3 separate regions of the Mus musculus genome follow, and all the other regions are linked to region 2. Evidence: chromatin contacts called from ENCODE POLR2A ChIA-PET data. All regions are on one chromosome and are shown on one strand. The core of a region is the stretch at or near the end of the contact, and the rest is flanking DNA. Distances in the headings are between cores, read along the strand shown.

Region 1 (3,622 bases), core at 976-3,475, 74 kb after region 2:
CTGTGGGGGTCACTCTTGCTCCAGGGTTTCTCCCCTGCTCTTGGATTGTTGCTAAGCCCTAAAGTGGAGCTGGCACACAGCCTTCCCAGTGTTTCTGCACCAGGCTATAGGACTGCCAGCAGTGGTGGTCCTGTCCCATGGTGGCACTTCTGTTGTCCTTCTGCACACTAGGCCTGTGCTTTCAGCTCCACCATCACCACAAGAGCTCAATTCAAGCTGCCACTGAGATTGGTTGCCCTCAGAGGCTGGCTGTGGTCTGGGGCCCAACCTCCACACACCTCAGAAAGATGTGGCCATGGCACTCAGAAGCAACATGAGCATCAGAGGAATGGCTTTATTATTGTCTTCTTCCTTCCTCAGCTTCACAGAGGCCCCCATGGGGAAAACAAAATCATGTGGGGCACAGCCATTCTGAAACCAAACCACAGTTCATACACCAAGAACAAAATCTAACAGAGAAATCCAACAAGCACCCAAATAAACATCTTGCCCCACGCTGGGTCAGGCTCTGGGCTAAGGGAAAGAAGGGTTGGTCTAACGTGGGTCATCTCTGTTGGGCAAAACCCATGACCAGTCCAGGATCTGTGTTCCAACCAAGTGGTTGCCTTCGAAGAATGGGCTCTAGCTGGGACTCCACTAGTCATGAACAGACTCGCACAGGACAGTTTGAGCCCTGGGATGGGTGAGAGCATCTTCAGCTTGAAAAGTTAGGCCCAGGCCCACCCCCACTGACCAACCTGAGAGTGTAGCTAGGTCCCAGGGACTGCTTGGGACAGTAATGATGAACAGCTGCCTGCATGTCCCTTGCAGTCAGAAGGGATGCAAAAGCAAACACACTAGAAGGCACGCGTCTCGGGAATTCCAGGGCCTGTGGGCAGAGACAGCCAAGGGAGGGCAGGGACCTGCACAAGAAGCACCTCAGGATGAGGGCGGGAGCAGCTTTTCTAGAGCCTTCTTCTGCTTCTCTGTTGCTGAGGCCAAGGCCTCGGCCAGCTTTTCCGAGGGCATCATGTTGAGTACCTTAAGGGCAAATAGAAGTTGATATTTGGCAGTGCTGACGAAGGCGTTGCTCAGAAAGTTAGGAAAGCCGCCTACTCGATCCTTCTGTGTGTACAGTGGGACCCGTACAAGGCCCAGGACCTGTGGGACAGAGGGCATGAGTGGGGCTGGGCTCTTCTTGTAGAGGCAGGACCCTGGCAGAGATGCCTGTCAGCCACCAGTTTGCCAAAGAAACAGGGGAGACCCAGGCAGGGTCTGGCCAGGCCAGGCTGGTGGCAGTAAAGTGCCTTCTCTCCAAGTTCCAAGGTCAATCCTATGCACTCCCCACCCTGTCTGGCAGCAACCCCCATGATCCCTGGTTTCACTCCATGCCCCTTAGACCACAGAATCTACAAATCCCCCAATTTCCTCTCAGGAGATAATCCCAAACACTGCATGCAACCCGGTCTTTTTGGTCTCAATTTCCCAAGCAGGCCCTGTTCATCCCTTCCAGTGACCCCAAGCCCCACTCCCAGGATTGACAATGGCAGACAAGGCAAATGAAAACAGCCCATGATCCAGATCCCAAGTCCCTTTTCCCACCCAGCATAGCCAGGGTGAGGACCCTGAGGGGTACTTGTTACCCAAGGTGCCTTCTGTGGTGCCAGAGCCAAACCTCAGGAGTGGGAATGGGGGCGGGCCCCAGGCAGTAGCCCCACCTCCAGACCGTGGTCCCGTGAGTGCACAGCGCTGATCTCCACAGCATGCAGTTGTTCCAATGTCAGCTGCCGTGCGTACAGATGTGCCACCACACGGTGTGGACCCTCAGTCAGGTGTGAACTCAGGTAATCAGCTTCGGTAAGGCGTAGGCCGCCCAGGCCCAGGCCCAGCACCCGATTCAAGCCATCCTCCAGCGACCAGAAGCGCCGGTCCACGAAACCCCCGGGAAAGCCTAGCAGCCCGTCGAAGCGCATCTGCATCTGCAAGGTAAGCTTGGTCAGGACGTGGGGTCCACTGGGCGTCCCAAGCCTGTATCCGCCCTGCTTGCCCGCCCAGCTCCTCACCAGCACTGAGAAACGCATGGGGATACGTCCGAAAAGCTGCCCGGGGTTGGCGGCGTATAGCATGGCGTGGCATGAATGACTCCAGCCGGGCCCCAAGCGCATTGCTTCCTCCCGACTGATCTGTTTCAGCTCCGGAACCGTCGTGGTCGACATCTTGATGTGCTCCAGGCCCACTGCCCAAACGAGCATGCGCGACCCCGCCCACAACACCAGACCCAATCCTCGTGCTTCCACGTGCATAAAGCCCGCCTCCACCAGTCCTGTGCTTCTGGGGTTGAACCCAGGAAAGACCCTGGCGGAGGCGGGGTGGGGTGGGGGTGGAGTTATGTAGTTCGCCACCCTCCAAGTTGCAGAGGAGACCCCACAACCACCAGAAAACTACAGCTACCAAGACGCACCGCACGGAGACCAGGTTGTCCTAAGCAGGTAGGTACACTGATTATCAAGACGTGTCAGTCTCCAGTCCCGAACATCCCTGAGAGGGCATCTGAAGTCTCAATATCCACCTCATCCATGAGGGGGCTGGTTTTCCCCTGAGCTTCACCCAGAGCTTGTGGCTCCACTGCCTATGAAATCATGCCTTAAAAAACTTAAATGTCTAAGTGACTCCAGCTCAAGTGACAGGGGACCTAAGCCTTACTTATGCTTTGCCCCTCTCTGGCACATTGATTAATGTTCAGTAAACATCACAGGAGTTGGGATGGGTATAAGAACTAGGACCACCTGCCCACCTAGAGGCTAAGATTCATCAATTGCCCAGTGGAGGTGAGCCAAATTCCAAGTCCAGTTTCAGACACAGCAAGCAACAAAATAGCAATAAACCATTGTCTATGTTTGGAGGGGGCACTCACTGCCCCTCTCACACAAGCAAATGAAGGCAGCAACAAAACCTGTCAGGAGTTCTGCCAGAAACCACTCTAGTGTCCTGTCACTACACCAAAAGCCAACAATGCTGCTGCCTACATAGTGCTGTGCCAGAACAAAGGCACACATAGAATATTGCTGCATGATTTTATTACTATAAATATACAGTAAAAATGAACCCAAACTAGCCAATCAGAGTACATCAGATGATAGTACATGTGAGTCTGAGACAGGTAAGTGTGTAGGCTGCACCCCATCTTTCAAAGTACTGGCACCAGTGCCACGGCCAGAGGCCAGGATGTTGGCAGGTGAGAAGTGGGGGAGTGAGCATGCACATGCTGACATGTGTGCACATATGTGCATTCAGCAAGAGAGAGAGATGGATGTGCAGAGCTGTGCTAGGAAGGAGCAGGGTTAGAGTCAGAGCTCGAGCAGCCCTGAGCCTAAAGGGGTCTCCATGCACTGCTACAGGCTGTCACCTGGGTGAGTGGCAGGGCAGTTCCTTAAGCTGAGGTCCCTCTACCAACCCACCAGGGAGCTGCACTGCCTGGGGCACCTCTGCTCTGGGGCCACTCATGGGCCACTTCTGCCTTGGAAACAAAGTATCACTAGGAGCCTGCTTCTAGGTGGGCTCTGACAGGAGCCTTAGACAATCAATCAGTAAGAAGCTTACAGGCCAGGTAACTGGCAACGGATCTGCTATGGAAGCTGCTCAG
Region 2 (3,648 bases), core at 792-3,291:
AGAGCCAAGGCACTGGACCAGTCTGACAATGATATGTCTGCCGTGTACCGAGCCTACATACACTAAGCCTTGCCTGCCCATCTACCCTCCCATCTTCCCTCTGACCTCCCCTCCCAGTGTGGGGTCAGGGTTCTGGGACTAGCTCTGGACCAGTCACCTGTCTCCATTTCCTTTTATACAGACTTTGAAACTTGCATCAGCACAGTACACAGCAGCACCCTGTCTCCCTGAGGCCCTGGCCAGGGATAAGAGGATCTATCTCTCCTGGTGGCTGTGAAGAAGCTCTTGAGCTGGGCCTTGATTGACCCTGGAGCAGGAGGTTGTGGATTCTCTCTGTTCCTCTGTGTTCTCTGTCTCTGTCACACACACACCCAGGATAGAAGCTACCCAGAAACTGCTGCCTGGCTGTTCTTGCAAGCTTAGCCCCCTTCTGGTCAAGAGACTGGAGGGACTAGAATTGACAGGGAGCACTGGAAGCTTTCAACTTCCCCAGGACAGAGACTGGCCCCCACTGGGCCCCTGAAAGGAGAGGCCCCTCAGCCATCATGAACCAACAGATTCCCTGAGGAGGCTCTGTGGATCACCAGCTGAGGAGGATTTTCCTGTAGACACTACCATTACACCGCAGCTCCCAGAGTGTCTCTGTGAACTGAAGAGAGACCAGCATAGCCACATAGACCCCTCTTCAGGGGGAGCAGAGTCTACAGTCTTCTGTCCTGAGCCTGTTCCTCCCAGGAGGTTTCATTTGGATTTGCATTCCAGCCCAAGGGAAGGGGCCGTAAGGGCCTTGGGAGCAGTGAAGTGTATGGGCGGCTCCTTCCTGTTTCCATTACGCCAGGCTCTTGAGCTGGGCTACCTGTTCAGCCTGCTCTACACAGGTCCCCTGCATGTCCCTCTTCCCCTTTTCCTTCCATGGAGATATTTCTGTCCCATCCTCTTTTGACCCAGCCCCAGCCTGATCAACACCAATAATAAGCATTTCCTAGATGAGCATTTCCTAGGCTGGGCTTTTGATGAGGAACCTTACTTCTGCCAGTGGTTCCAAGTTCTGGGTTTTTTGGGACTTGAAGCATTTCTCCTTGAAGAGGGGACCAGAGAGGCTTAGAATGTCACACGAGAGGAATCACCCGAGGAAGCCTTCCTCCTCATGAGTTTGGATTTTCAAAGCCACGATTTAACTTTTCCATCTGGGATAAGGATCTCAGGACATGGGCACGGGGCAGGGGATGCTTGTGGAGTTCAGTGCAATTGTCCATTCACTGGGATGCTGAACAGTTTCTGTCTGGACACAGCCTGTCTTGGTCCTGGGGGCTGGGGGTGGGGAAGATGCTGTAAGAAAACCGGTTAGTCAATGTTGTCTTAATATTGTTGACAATTCTGTAAAGTTCCTTTTTATGACTATTTCTGTTTAAGCTATTTCACCTTTCATTTTGAAACCCTTTCCTTTTATGGAGAAAATGTGACACTGTGGAAATGCTTGTAAGAAAGCCCCTACTCCCGCTTTTCCTTGAAATGACAGATCTAGGTGATTACGGTTGTGAATTTTTATTTTCACTTTGTTTTTAATGAACATTTGTCTTTCAGAATAGGATTGTGTGATAATGTTTAAATGGCAAAAAAACAAAACATGATTTTGTGCAATTAACAAAGCTACTGCAAGAAAAAAAAATAAAACATTTCTTGGTACCATAACTGTATCATTGTACCCAAATGCTAGGGGGACCTAGGTAGGAGCCAACTCACCTGATTCTTTCCCGGTGGAACCCTGGGCGGGCTCCATCTAGCCGGACAATACTGGAATAACTTGATGGACGGCCCCGCCGACCAATCAGTGGTGGCCAAAGCCCGGGTCCCTGCTGAAAAACAGGGATTGAGGCGGGCGGATAGAAGGCGAGGCGTGGCCTATCCGTCTAGCCACTCACCAGCCAGGACTAGAAGCTACAGCCAGTCGCTTGAGGCGTAGCCGGCTTGAGGGCGGAGCTTGTGCCCTATTTGCCAATCGGTCACGGGAGGAGGCGAAAAAGGGGCGGGCGTTGCGCGCCAAGCTCCTGACTACAGACCTCAGAGACGGTGCGCGGCTAGGAGGATGGCGACCGCGATGGCTGCGAGCGCCGCGGAGCGGGCAGTACTGGTGGGACGCGCTCGGCGGGCAGGGGGCGGCGGGCGGCCAGCCGACCGGCGGCGGGGATGGGATGGGTTTGACGCCGCGCTGTCCGCAGGAGGAGGAGTTTCGCTGGTTACTGCACGCTGAGGTGCACGCCGTGCTGAGACAGCTGCAGGACATCCTCAAGGTAACGCTCCCGCTGGTCCCGCCCGGCCTGCCATCCTTCCTATCCACCGGGTCCTGCCAATCGCACACAGCAGATGCTGAGCGTGACCCGTGCAGATACCCACTTCTGAGAGTACAGTTCAGACGCAGACATGCTGGCATGTAATTACACAAGCAGTGGGCACCAGGTCTTGAGTGTGAACTATCTTCGAAACTGACATTTATCTGTGAGCAAGCAGGGTAGTGGTGAAAGCTTGTGATTTCAGCACTCGGAAGAGTGAGGCTAGAGGTTCATGAGTTAGAAGCCAGCCTTAGGCTCCATTGTGAAACACTGTCTCAAACAAAACAGTCTCAAAACAACACTGATAATCCGAGCTCTGAAGTGATCTCAGCCAAGTTACCCGGATTTCTGAGCCTGTTCCCTTACCCTAACCAGGCTCACACGTCTGTTTGTGAAGATAAATAAACTATCTCACAGAATGCCTAGGACAGTAACCTAGCAAAGCCTGTTACTGTGACTACTGATTGTCTGATTCGGGGACTCTGCTCCCCACACATATCACAGCACTCCAGCTTTCTAGGCACTGTGCCTCTCTGTTCTGTGTTCCACCTGGCTGCTCATGATATACTCAGGACTGGAATGAACGGGTCTGAGCTCATAAAATCTTGGAGGTTTAGTAGGGCAGAGGCAGAGGGGCCAGGTCAGGCCTGCCCTCCTCGTCCCTTCCCCTGCTAACCTGGCAAAGTATCCAGGCCTTGGAATGGAACACTGGCCAGACTGAGGTGAGGTGTTGGGACTGCGCTGTCTTCCACAGGAGGCCTCTCTCCGCTTCACTCTCCCAGGCCCCAGCACCGAGGGCCCTGCCAAGCAGGAGAACTTCATCCTGGGCAGCTGTGGGTGAGCTGGGTTGGGCAGGAGCCTTTGGAAGGGGTGTACACCTGGGGGGAGGAAATGCCCAGGGTACGGTGGGGCAGCCTGCAAGGGGAGGGAGCAGTAGCAGGCGCTCCTCTGACTCGTGTGTGTTACAGCACAGACCAGGTGAAAGGGACTCTGACTCTGCAAGGGGATGCCCTCAGCCAAGCGGTGAGTCCCCCAACAGTCCAGCTGGTGACAAGGATGGTGATGGCTTAGCTCTGCCACCAGCTAGCTCTGTGACCCTGGCTCTGACCCTTGTTGTCTCTGACCTGTTTCCTTGTATGTCTGTAATGTCACAGGCAACCCTCACACTACCTCATGAGATAGGCTTTAGATCCCAGGAGGGGAAGGACAAGAACCTGATGGCATTACACTTAGTTCAGCCTGGCATCTGGACCCTGTGAAATACAAACTTTGGAAGCCTAGGCAGGCTGGCCCCGCATCAAAGTTGAATGAGCCACCA
Region 3 (3,558 bases), core at 730-3,229, 120 kb before region 2:
CCCGAGCTGACTGGCCTGGAGCTCCTGATCCAGGCCACTTCCCCAACACCACTTCACAGCCACCCTGGAGTTGCTGAGAGAAGGATCTGAGTGTTTGTGGTTTTAGAGCTGTCCCCAGCATCCAATGACATCCCTGTTGTCACTGAGCTCTGTCACAATGGGGCTGTGCTAGAGGCTCACTAGGAAGGATCTCATCCCTTGGTGATGACTCTGCCTTTTATATCCACTTCACAGATGGGAAAAACTGAGGCCAGAGAAGCAAAAGGACTCACTGTCCCCCACAGTTGAAAAGAGACCAAGTAAAGATCCGAACACCAGTCTATCCTGGCTACCCGCCCCACTTCCTCAGTGAAGAGTCTCATTCTTCCTCAGTGGGTCAAGGCTAACAGTTTCGCATGGATCCTTCCAGAAGCCTTCTATGTATACAAAGCATACTGTACAGGTATTCCTGCCCACCAACTCCCGGGCACTGAATATCTTTTCTTAACCTCCAAAGTTATTTACATTTATTTATTTATTTCCACTGCTCGGCCATTTACATTTTATAACATATATATATATATATATATATATATATGTGTGTGTGTGTGTGTGTGTGTGTGTGTGTGTGTGTGTGTGTGTGTGTGTGTGTGGTATGTGCATGTGTGTGTGTGGTGTGTGTGGTGTGTGCATGGTGTGTGCACATGAAAGTGGGCACCTGGGGAGCCCAGAGGAAGTCATTGAATCCCCTGGTGCTACATCTGCCTAACAGGTTCTGGGAACTAACAGGGCCCTCTCAAGAGCAGTGCGTTCTCTTAGCTACTGAGCCCCCCAGCCCTGAACACCAACCTCCTTATTCTAATCCTGTGGGACAGAGACTGGAGTCAGACAGCTGAGCTTGGATCCCCAGTCTCTTGACAGTGTGAGCAAGTCCCACAGTGACTGTCCCTTTCCATTCTCAAGATCTCATCTCCCCTACTTGAACTGTAAGCTCTTTGGCTGTCACCAGAGTCTCTGCAGCTCACCTCTCCCCATGAGCTCCCACCCACCCCCACCCCCACCCCAGGGTAGCACTGAGTTCTCTCAGCTGTCTCTCTTTCACTCTAGCTCTTACCCAGAGTGTTTTCCATTAGCCAACAAAACCAGGGCTGCGTCCCTTATGGCAGCTCATGAGTGTGAGATGTGGGTACAGATCTGAATGGGTAAAGCTCCACGTTTCCCACAGCCCCCAGCCCAGCCTCACTCCGGGACATGCGGGCAGGACTATGCAACATTGCTGTTTCTCAGCCAGAACTAGTTTCTATGATCCACCATTAAGTCTCTATCATACCAGGCCCGGGGTTATGAACGTTTCAAGGGATAGTTATGTCCTCCCCGGCTGTTTCCCTGCCTGTTGGAGTGCCACTGTGTGCCAAGCTCTTTGGTGAATTAGCTACAGGAATCTCCTATAGCCCTTCTGGATGTGGGTCGTCGTTAATCTTCTCTTGGCCAAGGAGGAAACTGAGGCAGTAAGTAAAACAACTCTCAGAGAAGTCCTAACTGACCATAGGTGGCCACAAGAATCCAATTCAGTAGCGTGCTATGGCTGTGGCCATCGCCAGTCCCGCTGAGTGTGATTTGTTGACATTGCAGGGAGCAGAGACCCCACTTCCACCTCGGGTCTCCCACACCTGTCTGAGGTTCCACCTGTGGCTCATCACAAGAGGAGTGTCATGGTGTTTTGGGATTGCCCAGGTAAACCCTTCAGCCAGAGGGCGCGCCAGGCTCTATGTGCACGATGGGCGCGGCCTAGCGCAGGTGGCCTAGTCGTCCAGGTTCTGGCGACAGGCTGCGCAGCCTCTGCAGTAACAGGCAACAGGGGCGGTGTCCGGCGGGGACCCAGGGAGCGCGTCCGAAGCCCCGCCTGCAAGGTAAGCGCCACCTTCCCGGGGTGCGGCAGGCAAGCAAGTGGCCGGCGATCGCCCCGCCCTGTTCCTGTAGTGACCCAGAGCCGCGGCCCTCCGCACACGGGGCTCTGCGCGCCGCTGCCGCTGCCGCCTCCGCCTCCGCCGCCTTCTTTCACCTGCGCCCGCCGCCCGCTTTCGGTGCGCGCCGGGTCCGTCGCCGCGTTCCAGGTCCCTCTGTCCCAAGCGCCACCATGCACTCGCTCTTCAGGAAGAGAAACAAAGGCAAATACAGCCCAACGGTGCAGACGCGGAGGTGAGGGGGCGTCCTGGGTTAGGATGAGGGAGACCTAGGGCTGAGCCAGGAGTGGGGATGCGTGGGCAGGCTGTGCGGAGGTTCCTCTATAACTGGAAAGTTCTGCCCTGCTGGGAAGGGGCACCAAGAGTGACAGGAGGGACTCTAGAGCCCCATGATGCGCTACTTTGGGGGCCTAGATGGTGGGGACTTGAGTAAGGAGTACAAGGTTGTCCTGAAGCTGGAATCTCGGTCATGAAACGTTGTGTTTCCACCCTGGGACTCGGAAAATAAGTTGTGTGTAGGGTGATCTCCTGCGGGAATTGTAGACCGTGCAGGTGCTGCTGCTGGCGTTGGGTTGTGAGATCTGGTGGCTCCGAGGGTGAGCCACCTGTCCCCGGCTGCACCTGCCTGCCAGCGCTGGAGCACTCGGAGGCCGGAGGCCGCGGTGGGTCCTGGGGCCCCGGGGGACATGCTAAGGCAATCTCAGGCTCTCTAGACTCCCGCTCGGCCCGGCTGGGTGGGGACAGACCAATTTTTCACTGCGTGATTTCTCAGGGGTGTGGCTCCTGGCGCTTCCCCACCCCCCTATCCCCGAAACTGGCCGCGTCTGCGATCTCTGAGTTCTCAGGGCCGCCTGAGAAGCGAATGACATGTCTTGATGTGTCTGGATGGAGAGACAGCCCACGTCGGTTTTGATAAGCCTAATGTATTCATTCGGTTAATAACCGGTTTGGGGGAGACTGGTAATGTTGCTGAGATTGAGGGAGGGGTGGAATTCGTTCCTCTGCCTTGGCATCCCTCTAGAGGAAGTGGGGGTGGTCCCTCCAAATAACTTTAGGCAGATGAGAAGTGGCAAGCACTCACCTGGCTCAGCACCTAGCTGGGCTCCTTCACTGGCCCATGAACAGTTCCTCCCCACTCCCCAGATTCCAGATGGAGGCAAGACAAGAGATTCTGGCCCCGGAGCTTTCCCACTGACTGTTGTTCTGCCTTTCAACCCAGACCCACCTACTGAGACGGGTGCCCTGGGCACTGCAGCCTGGAGTGTGGCCTGGGTATTCTTATGTTTTCTGAAAGTCTGCTTTCCTGTAGTCCCGCTGACAGGGCTGTTTGATGCTCAGCGTAGTTTCTTCCCTTGTTCTACGGTCCCCTCCCCTCTCGTTTCTTCTCCTCATCAACTCTGTCTTTCAGTCTTTCACAACCCCAGAGGCTGGGCAGGGCCCTTCGTACTGTTCCTCTGTGGCTGATCCAGCTGGCTGTCAGAGCCAGTTGGGGTCCTATCCAGTCCTTGGGCTGCTCTCTTGAGTATTGCACAATCGGACACACTCTGTGCCAGCCCCACAAGGGGTCAGGCCCCTGTAGTCCTCACCAGGAGGAGAGTCACACATCCCAGGAGCT

What was found. ChIA-PET counts read pairs that join two places held with the same protein, here RNA polymerase II (POLR2A).
Region 1: POLR2A ChIA-PET joins it to region 2 with 16 read pairs in Patski. The contact joins the promoter of Nudt16l1 here to the promoter of Rogdi in region 2. POLR2A ChIA-PET finds 5 or more read pairs at or near these places in 3 of 5 experiments (Patski and embryonic stem cell).
Region 3: POLR2A ChIA-PET joins it to region 2 with 27 read pairs in Patski. The contact joins the promoter of Ppl here to the promoter of Rogdi in region 2. POLR2A ChIA-PET finds 5 or more read pairs at or near these places in 2 of 5 experiments (Patski and embryonic stem cell).

The regions. Positions count from the first base shown.
Region 1 is chr16:4,937,714-4,941,335 of GRCm38, reverse strand. It overlaps Nudt16l1 (nudix (nucleoside diphosphate linked moiety X)-type motif 16-like 1), which reads right to left and starts at 2,225. Exons shown (of 3, transcript NM_025839.4): 1 at 2,043-2,225; 2 at 1,698-1,958; 3 at 308-1,140. The coding sequence starts at 2,195. The coding sequence ends at 919. Mgrn1 (mahogunin, ring finger 1) reads right to left here. Exons shown (of 17, transcript NM_029657.4): 17 at 3,040-3,622. Gm16861 (predicted gene, 16861) reads left to right here and starts at 1,751. Exons shown (of 3, transcript NR_037666.1): 1 at 1,751-1,965; 2 at 2,172-2,468.
Region 2 is chr16:5,011,946-5,015,593 of GRCm38, reverse strand. It overlaps Rogdi (rogdi homolog), which reads left to right and starts at 2,041. Exons shown (of 11, transcript NM_133185.2): 1 at 2,041-2,131; 2 at 2,220-2,291; 3 at 3,085-3,167; 4 at 3,299-3,353. The coding sequence starts at 2,087. Glyr1 (glyoxylate reductase 1 homolog (Arabidopsis)) reads left to right here. Exons shown (of 16, transcript NM_001079814.1): 16 at 1-1,692. The coding sequence ends at 66.
Region 3 is chr16:5,130,902-5,134,459 of GRCm38, reverse strand. It overlaps Ppl (periplakin), which reads left to right and starts at 1,979. Exons shown (of 22, transcript NM_008909.2): 1 at 1,979-2,178. The coding sequence starts at 2,117.